Regions from separate parts of the Homo sapiens genome. Here region 2 is linked to region 1. Evidence: chromatin loops called from intact Hi-C (ENCODE). Cell type or tissue: Caco-2. All regions are shown on one strand.

What was found. Hi-C counts contacts between places; a loop is a spot of excess contacts. Peaks named below come from ENCODE experiments on the same cell type or tissue, not always from the same donor. Only the 100,000 strongest peaks of a DNase experiment are listed, where the experiment ranks them.
Region 2: it touches region 1 in a loop (6-fold over the local background); 3 of 110 quality-filtered maps call a loop at or near these places.

The regions. Positions count from the first base shown.
Region 1 is chr18:2,000,518-2,005,517 of GRCh38, reverse strand. No RefSeq gene overlaps it. Among named protein-coding and RNA genes, the nearest start is that of METTL4, 570 kb to the left of the region's middle. In Caco-2, no CTCF peak of the experiment used is centred here; a DNase peak (open chromatin) is centred at 2,697; H3K4me3 peaks cover 298 bases.
Region 2 is chr18:2,081,863-2,086,862 of GRCh38, reverse strand. The region is part of intron 2 of LOC105371956 (a long non-coding RNA gene); the gene reads left to right. Among named protein-coding and RNA genes, the nearest start is that of METTL4, 490 kb to the left of the region's middle. RefSeq lists an enhancer at 3,732-4,233. In Caco-2, a CTCF peak has its summit at 2,984; no DNase peak of the experiment used is centred here.

The DNA.
Region 1 (5,000 bases):
ATGCTTCTTTAAGAATTTCTTCATTTGCCCTTTTAAAAATATTAGACTAACAATTGATTACTTACATACTTTAAGAAATATTTTACATATTTGAGGGTATAAATCCTTTGTCAAAGATGGATAATGCAAATACATTCTGTGGCTTGTGGATTTATTCCCCTAATGTCTTTTGATAAATAAATGTTCTTAATCCTAATAGATGCCAATTTATTAAACTTTTCCTTTGGTCTTTTCATTTCCTTTACCAAGTATTTGCCATCTCCAAGATCATGAAAGTATTTTCCTAAAGCTTTAGTAATATATAAACCTAAACAGTTTTGTACATGGTGAAAGGGGCCAAGATTAATTTTTTTCAGCATATTGATATCCACTTGGCTCAGTACCACTTATTGAAAAATCTATCCTTTTCCCAGTAAATTTAAGTGTCAAATTTGTCATAAATCACTGTTACTAACTTAATTACTGTCTTTTAATCAATTCCAGTATTTTGCAGTGCAGTCCTCTAGCATCGGCTTTCTTCTTCAAGATTCTATTACCTATTCTTGGCCTTTACGTTTCCACATATCTTTGAATATCAGCTTGTCAATTTCCATAAATATTTTCTGAGATTGAAATTGAATTTCCCGAAACTCTAGATAAATTTGCAGATATTTGACATCTTTACAAATTGTATCCATTAATGCACAAGGTTGGAATCCTCCTTCATTTCTCTGTCTTATTTTCTTCAGTAATAAGTTGTAGTTTCCTGTTTAAGATATATTTTTCATTAGATTTGTTCCTAAGTAGTTGATATTTTAATGCTAATATAAATTAATTTTCTAGTTTATATTTATTGTCTAATTACTATTGTTAGTATGAAGACATAAAATTAATAGCTCGATTAATCTTGTATCCAGAGACCTTGCTAAATTATCTTATTAATTCTAATAGTTTGCGATAGATTCCATGGGTTACTCTATGTATCCAAACATGCTATCTGTAAATAATGATTATTTTATGTCTTCTCTTTCAAGCCTTATATGTGTATTTTTTCTTTTGCCTTGTTGTAATGGATAGGACCTCCAATGACATATTTAGTCAAACTGGTGTGAATGGACAATTTTTTTCATTTCAGATATCAGGAATAAAGCTTTTAATATTTCAACTTTAAGTATGATGTTTGTTACAAGAATTATATAAATACTCTTTATTTGCAACACATATAAATAAACTATTGCTTTTTTTGCAAGTTTTAAAACATAAGTAGGTATTGGATTTATTATAAATATATGTTTTTCTACTTCTATTGAGACCTTCATATTTTCTTTTTTTTCTGTTGCTGTGGAAAGTTACACTGACTGAGTTGGATAATAAAACTATCTTCCATTCCTGAAATAAATGTAACTTTATCATGAAATAGTTTCTTTTTTTTGGTATATCACTAACTGAATTTTATTTCAAATATTATGTTTAGGATTTCTGCATTTATGTTCATGAAAGAGACTGGCTTATAATTTGCCTTTCTTGTGATGTATTTCTCAGGTTTTGCTATTAAGGTTATTACTGCTTCATAAAATAAGTTTTATATCTTTTATATAAATTTAGCAAAATTGTATGGGCTTGGATATTCTTTGTGAGAAGATGTTTAATTTTGGATTTAATTTCTTTTATACATATTTCAAGGTCTTGAGATGAAGCCTGAGGTCATTGGTTTTCACCTCTCTTCTTTTTCTAAGATAAGCATATATAAATTGTAAATGATATTTATAAATCTAACAAGCACAGCTTAAGCTGTATCCCACAGGTTGTGGCATATCTATCCCATCTCCATTTAGTTTAAAATATTTTCTAATTTTCAACATTATTATCTTCAATTTGTAAACATTTTGGTTATATTTTCTTATTGATTCTTACCTTGATATTAATTTCATGCTTTCAGAAAACACACATAATTTGAATGCTTTGAAATGATTTGAGCCTTTCTTTATAATGCAGCAGAAGGTCAAGTCAGGTTAAATATTCCATGAGCAGCTGCAAGGACTTTAGGCTCAGCTAAAAATCATATTTGTGAGACTCAAATAAGCCACACCTGGTTTCCAGGGGCACAGAGCCTGAAAGTTAATAAAGATGAATTTCTCCTCCAGAAAGGAAAAGGGATTTGTTAATTTTTTTTAACAGTAGACAACATATGACCTTAGAACACTTTCACTTCATTTACCCTCCCATATTTTTGTTAATTTTCTTGCTTTTTAATTCTTTCCCTTTCTGTCTCCTTACACACACACACACACACACACACACACACACTTTTTAAAATTGTGATGTAATTTTGAAGCGTCCTCGTTGTCTGGGTTGACACCAGAGGTTCTTGGTCTCATGGCCACTGAGATCAAGGACGTGGACACACACAAAGGGTGAGGTTTACGGCAGAATTTTAATAGGCGAAAGAGAATAGCTTTCTGCTACAGAGAGGGGTCCTGGAAAAATGGGTTGCCGATCCATGGTGAAATGCAGGGGTTTTTATAGATGAGCTAGTGGGGAGGCGGTGTCTGATCTACATAGGGTGCAAAATCTCTGGCAGCCCCCACCCCAATTTTGGTTATGCAGGTAGGCGGCTCCTCCATGTTGCTTCTTTCTTTCTCACTGTACACGTCCTAACAAAAAAGGGAAGGTGGAGCCCGCATGGTGGATATGCCTGGCCCCAAGCAGCCCTTCCTATCGGTGCAGCTGCAGGCATTCCATTGTGCAAGCTTCCAGCTTCCTTATCTATGTTTGCAGCTCGATCTTTCAGGCTGCTCTTTGTTAGAAAAGAAATGATTTCTTGGGCTGCTTTTTGTTACAAGGGACATTCCACCAAGGATTCTTTTGCCCTCATTATCTGCGTAAATAATTTCTTTCTATCTCCTGTATCAATTTCAAACACAAAGAAGTACAAAAACTTGCCATTTATCTCCTACACAAATTCACCAACTGCTTATATTATTACTCTGCTTTCTTTATTGTTTTCTCTATTGTAAGGCTCAATCTATCTGTGGCTTTTCTCTGGTGTAGTTCCCCAGGGTTCCTAACTGAGACCCTGTGGTATTTCCAGAGCCACCTCCTTTCGAGTTTTGAATCCACTTGCTGCTCCTGAGGATTGCGAGGCTGCTTTTCTGACACATGCTGCTTGGCTTCTTAGTGGCCTGCCAGAGCAGCTGAATTAGAACATTCCTGAACTGGAAAACACACTCCAAGAGTAGGTCTCACTTGGCCTCCCTTTTCCAAAGGATCTTAATCCCTCAAGTCTTATTTGCCTTGGGAACCCCAAACTGCACACAGACCTCTGCTGGTTTCTCTGCATTTTAGCAGCCATGCTCAATCTGGCCTCTTTATCCTCTTGCTTTGCCTTATGTTAGCAAACAACCCAAACAGAAAAGCTGAGGCAGTAAACTGAGCTCAGAAAATGTCCTTCTCTCTAGGGCCTGGCCTCTACTTCTTGGCTGCCACAGCAGTATTCTGATGCCATCAAACTGACATTTTTGTATTTTGTATAGTTTAAATTTTTTTTTCAGTAGCAGCGCTGGTCTGATACCTGGCTGGGATCCAAATCCCTTACTTTCATATTTCTAACAAATTTACTTAAAGCTGTTACCTTTTTTTAATCACCTATGTAGTCTACTATTATGTAGACTAATTTCCTATTACATAAAGTGAAGATTTATCTTCTACACTTTCCCCCACACAAAAATGTACACACTTCCCCATTCCCAATGCTGTGTGTGGGGAAAAGCAAGAGAGATCAGATTGTTACTGTGTCTGTGTAGAAAGAAGTAGACATAGGAGACTCCATTTTGTTATGTACTAAGAAAAATTCTTCTGCCTTGAGATTCTGTTAATCTATAACCTTACCCCCAACCCCGTGCTCTCTGAAACATGTGCTGTGTCAACTCAGAGTTAAATGGATTAAGGGCGGTGCAAGATGTGCTTTGTTAAACAGATGCTTGAAGGCAGCACGCTCATTAAGAGTCATCACCACTCCCTAATCTCAAGTACCCAGGGACACAAAAACTGCGGAAGGCCGCAGGGACCTCTGCCTAGGAAAGCCAGGTATTGTCCAAGGTTTCTCCCCATGTGATAGTCTGAAATATGGCCTCGTGGGAAGGGAAAGACCTGACCGTCCCCCAGCCCGACACCCTTAAAGGGTCTGTGCTGAGGAGGATTAGTAAAAGAGGAAGGAATGCCTCTTGCAGTTGAGACAAGAGGAAGGCATCTGTCTCCTGCCCGTCCCTGGGCAATGGAATGTCTCGGTATAAAACCCGATTGTATGCTCCATCTACTGAGATAGGGAAAAACCGCCTTAGGGCTGGAGGTGGGACCTGCGGGCAGCAATACTGCTTTGTAAAGCATTGAGATGTTTATGTGTATGCATATCTAAAAGCACAGCACTTAATCCTTTACATTGTCTATGATGCAAAGACCTTTGTTCACGTGTTTGTCTGCTGACCCTCTCCCCACAATTGTCTTGTGACCCTGACACATCCCCCTCTTCGAGAAACACCCACAAATGATGAATAAATACTAGGGGAACTCAGAGGCTGGCGGGATCCTCCATATGCTGAACGCTGGTTCCTCTGTTCCCCTTATTTCTTTCTCTATACTTTGTCTCTGTGTCTTTTTCTTTTCCAAATCTCTCGTCCCACCTTAGGAGAAACACCCACAGGTGTGTAGGGGCAACCCACCCCTACACTGTGAAAATATATACATAACAATTTTTTGTTAAAATAAAATTTAACTTTTATTATAAATATATTAATATTTTCTTTTGCTCCATATAATGCACTGTGACCACATTTCTTTTCATATATCACCATTTGTTTTTCCTGGACTTAGTAATTATATCCACTTACTTTTATTTCCTTTGATCACTAGCTGTTTTAGTTCCCTATTGTCTACTGTAACAACTACCACACATTTGGTGGCTTAAGACAGTACAGGTTCATTCTCCTACAGTTCTGGAGTTCAGATTTAGGAAATCAGTTTAA
Region 2 (5,000 bases), 81 kb before region 1:
GGAACACCTTAGGTCCTAATGATGACTTATCCATTACTAGGGAATCAGTAATACATGATCTATTTGCACTCAGGAAGGTTCAGGAAAGAAGGCTAGATGTACATAATCTGGGAATGTTCATTAACATTTCCCTCATTATTGCCTCATAAATTATTTTATCAGATAACAGTAGTTTCTCTCAGAAACTGGTTTCAACTCTTTATTTCAAACTTCCAAAGAAAAATGATGTAATAGTTCCTATGAATTATATCAGCTGTGATCTTGAGAAGGCTACTTGAAATATGAAAGAAGAACTTTAGCTGATTAGTTCATGAAGAATCAATTGGTTTATCTATTTTCTCCCTTTAAAGGATTTTTGTTACTTCTACCTGGTGCAGCTTGATAATTAATTTGGAATTATCTTTAAAGAATTGAGAAGAGATGAATGTTTCAAATCTAAGTGAAAATGAGTAAGAGATAATTTTCTCTGAGAGAAAGAACACTGGTATATTACCTGATAGCCTCATTACTAGAGAAACCTGATTATTGATATAAGTAATGATAATCTTATTTACAAAATGATTTTTTATTAACAAAACCAACACAAATAAAAAACAGGGGAATAAATGGCCACATATAAATCGAAAGCACACAAGAACAAGCAAGCTATAAACCTTGTCCAACAGAAAATCAATAGCAGTGATTTTTATTTTAGGTCAGCGGCCTATCAATTATAAAGGGATGGGAGATCACATTTAGTCATTATTTAGCCAGGGACAGAAAGAGTAAACTGAACCATATATTTCTATATTTCTTCATAGAAGCTTGATTTTTGTAGGAGAGAAGGGTTCCTATTGAAATGACAATTCTGCACATGCGAAATGTGTGGTATTTTTGTGCCTTCTTAATGCAATGAATGCAACAGAGACCAAATTAGAGGCAAATGAAGTGAAGTGGAGGTCAGAATGTACAGGACCCAGGATACATGGTTGATGAGAAGAGAAGAGATTTGGAGGGATGACTTACGGCCTTTAAAAACATCAATTTAGAGTTTTCTCACTTAAAGAGGGAAATATAGACATATGATAAACTGCAAGCTGCCTTTGGGACTGAGATCACCATTTACCTAATCTACTATTAATCTGGCTCTGTTCATACACTGACTTTAATCGTAACTCCATTAAGTTCCATTTTAAGAATCAGATGCTCACTGTTTCTGATATAAAACTAAGTAATTTATAGTCTGAAACCCATCAGATTACTTTCAATTGAAGCTTGGTTTTACATTTACCTGGCATGAACAATGTAATGTTTAAAATATGCAACTGGCCAGGTGTGGTGGCTCACGTCTATAATCCCAGCACTTTGGAAGGCCGAAGCAGGCGGATCACGAGGTCAGGAGTTCGAGACCAGCCTGACCAACATCGTGAAACCCCATCTCTACTAAAAATACAAAAATTAGCTAGGGGTGGTGGCACGTGCCTGTAATCCCAGCTACTCAGGAGGCTGAGGCAGGAGAATTGCTTGAACCTGGGAGGCAGAGGTTGCAGTGAGCCGAGATGGTGCCACTACACTCCAGCCTGAGTGACAGAGTGAGACTCCATCTAAAAAACAACAACAACAACAAAATTATGCAACCAGTTTATGTCCAAAAATGGCTATCATTAAAGTACTAAGATTTCTCAAAATAAAGTGGTGATATTTTTTGGTGTTTAATAGCAATTCACATGATTTTATCAAAATAGTATTTAAGTCAAAATGTTGGTGCTAGAAGTGATTTTAAAAATCCTAATCAGGCCGGGCGCGGTGGCTCACTCCTGTAGTCCCAGCACTTTGGGAGACTGAGGTGGGTGGATCACGAGGTCAGGAGATCAAGGCCATCCTGTCCAACATAGTGAAACCTCATCTCTACTAAAAATAAAAAAAAAATTAGCTGGATATGGTGGCTCGTGCCTGTAATCCGAGCTACTCGAGAGGTTGAGGCACTAGAATCGCTTTAGCCCAGGAGGTGGAGGTTGCAATGAGCCGAGATTGTACCACCGCACTCCAGCCTGGCAACAGAGTGAGACCCCGTCTCAAAAAAAAAAAAAAAAAAAAAAAAGAAAAAGAAAGAAAAATCCTAATCAATCAATCTTCTAGCTATTTCATATTTCATGAACAACAACTTGTGAAATCAAATGGATGGCTTTTTAGTTTTGCAATTATATTTTCTTCTTTTTACAACTCACTGCTCCTTTTGTGTGCTTTAAATAGAGTTTTCTATTCATCATTGAATCAGATACCGTTGGCTTCATACCCAGCATCCAATTCCTTCTTTCTTGTTGACAATAAAATCCTGATTTCTCTAGACATCGGCTCCTCAGGGAGGAATCCTATCTCTAGGTCAAAGGGACCTTTATTTTTCTAGTGACGGTCATCCTGTCTTCTTGCCATTAGTTGGTATAGAAGTAGGCAGAGGATCTAATTTTGACCGATGAAGTATGAAGAGATGTCCTACTGAAGCTTTCTAGGAAAGATTTCCTTGTGGGATTCAAGAAATATATCCAGGGGTGTAACAAAGTACATTATCCCCATAATGATAGTTGTGCAGCTGGACCAGAAAGCAACTGGTTTAAATTTGAGGAAGCAGATGAAGGCCCATAGGGGAGAAAACTAAGAGAAAGGGTTTGAAAGAATTTGTTAATGTCCTTGAGAGGTTGGCTATGTGAAGGCAAATAATAGAAGAGAGAAAGGCAATGCAAAAGTACTTGAAAAATGTACTCTGTATGTAATGAGCTCAAGGACATCGCTGAATATCACTTTTGAATTGCTTCCTTCTTGATTAAGTTGTCAACTTCTATGTGACCTATTCATTGAAGTAAAGCTCTCTAGCTCCTCACCGGTTCTGACTCATTTTGCTCTGAGACATTCAAAGAGCAGATCTGCTTTTCTGCTATTGCTCTGAGGCCAGAAACAGCTGTGACCATCTTGGTGGTTTTCTGATGCCTAAGTCAATGTGGGGCAGCAGGGGCAGGAGAACCACAGGGAGGCAGAGGTGAGCCATGTGCCTGCTCCTCGGTCTGCTCTTCCTTCAGGTTCACTGTCATGTGAGGTTAACTGTCACCTTATCATTTATTCCAGTTTGAGTCTGGGCTTACTGTTACTTTCAGCAAACGGACCCATTCACAAAATCAAACCTTCATTGGAACTTTACAGACCATGTTAATATACTTCCCGGATGGGATAATGAAAGACATACAACCATTTAGGCATATGTTGGTGCCATCTCCTTTATTCCTGTTCCTCATAGCTTTGGGGCTAGATGGAAATAGGGATCCTTTCTCTGTTGCAACAGCGTTTTATGAGCCTCTCTCCTCAACATAAATAAACTTTTTCTTGCATCACGTCGTCGTGGGGCCCAGACCTCGGATCTCTTATTTTCATACTCTACCTCTACTTTCCAGATAATTTCATCAAACTTCATGCTTTTAAATACCAACAAAACACTGACAACTTCTAAATTTACAACTCTAATCTGGAGCTCTTCTCTGAACTCCAGAATCCTGCCTCCTAGGATCAACAGATTTTTTTGACATCTCCATTCGGATATCTAACAGGAAGCTCAAATTTAGTAAGTCCAAATACACATTCGGGCTCCCTCAAATGTACTGCCTCCTCCCCATAGCCAAAGAAGTTTGTTCTGCCATAACATTCTTTTCAGTTACCAGCACTATCTTCCCAGATGCTCACGTCGAAAAACTTTGAGCCGTTGTTTTTGACTGATATATTTCTCTTATACCTCACATCTGATTCACCAACACATCCTGTTGGCTCTATCTTCAAAGTATACCTGGACCCAGACCTCTTCTAATAACTTGCATATTACAGCACTTGATACTGGTCTGCTTTCTCTTTTAAGTGCCAATGGCCCCATGTTCCCCTCTCTAATGCCATCTTCACTACTCTCCCTTCTCACTGCAGCCCAGCTTTGTTGCATTCCTTGCTATTCCCCATACAGGAAACAGCAGGAAGTCTTCCATCTCCACTTCCAGGGCATTTCACACACCCTCTTCTCTTTGCCTGTAGCTATCTCCCTATCCCCAGCGATGCTCTTGCTCTCTAACTTCCTGCAGGCATTTGCTCAAATGTGAACAAGAAGTGAGGCTTTCCTTGACTCTCTTTTTGAGATTAGATTGTCTTTTCATCCTCAGACTCTCTATCTCTCTGGTCTGTATGATTTTACTTCTTAACACTTACCACCATCTGGCATACTATATATTTTATAAATATGTCATTGTATGTTTCCCCCTCCAGCATGTAAGCTTCATGAGGGCAAGGATTTTTGTGTGTTTTGTTCATTACTGTATTTTCATTGCCTAGAGTATGATTGGGCACATTGTAGGCACTCAATAAATACTATGTTTAAAAGTAATGCTTAATTAATGAAAAAAAATCCCTGTTTCTTGATGATAACTATCAATCTGACAAGTGTGTTCTTTCTAGTAGGTGCCAATGATAATGTACTAAGATTTTAGTCAAGAGATATGCCTTAATCTACTAAATATTCCATTTAAACATGGGCTCTTTGAAGAGAGTATCTTAACAAAAAACAATGAATTTAATAGTGCATAATTTAGTAATTGTGAGAAGGCAAGCTTGCCCTAAACCTTTGTATCTGTTAACATTCTTTCAGTTTTAATAGAAACCCAACTCATATTTAAAAATAAAAAAAAGTATTCTCTAACTTAATGGAATATTTGGATATGAGGTATTGGTCAGGATTTCCATGATTTGGGCTTCATTTCTCTTTTTCAGGAGTCTTGGTGTTTATACTTCTCTGTATGTTGGCTTCATCCTGAGGCTGGTAAGATGTCTGTAGATATATGGCCTCATATCCATGCTTGGCAGTGTTCAAGCAAAGGGAGGGGAGGTTGTTTTAGAAAAATTTCTCAGAAGAGTTAGGAAGAATTTTCCTAGACGCTTCCAGTAAACCACTCCCCTATACCATTTGCTCGGTGTAAGTCATGTAACCATTCCTGAAG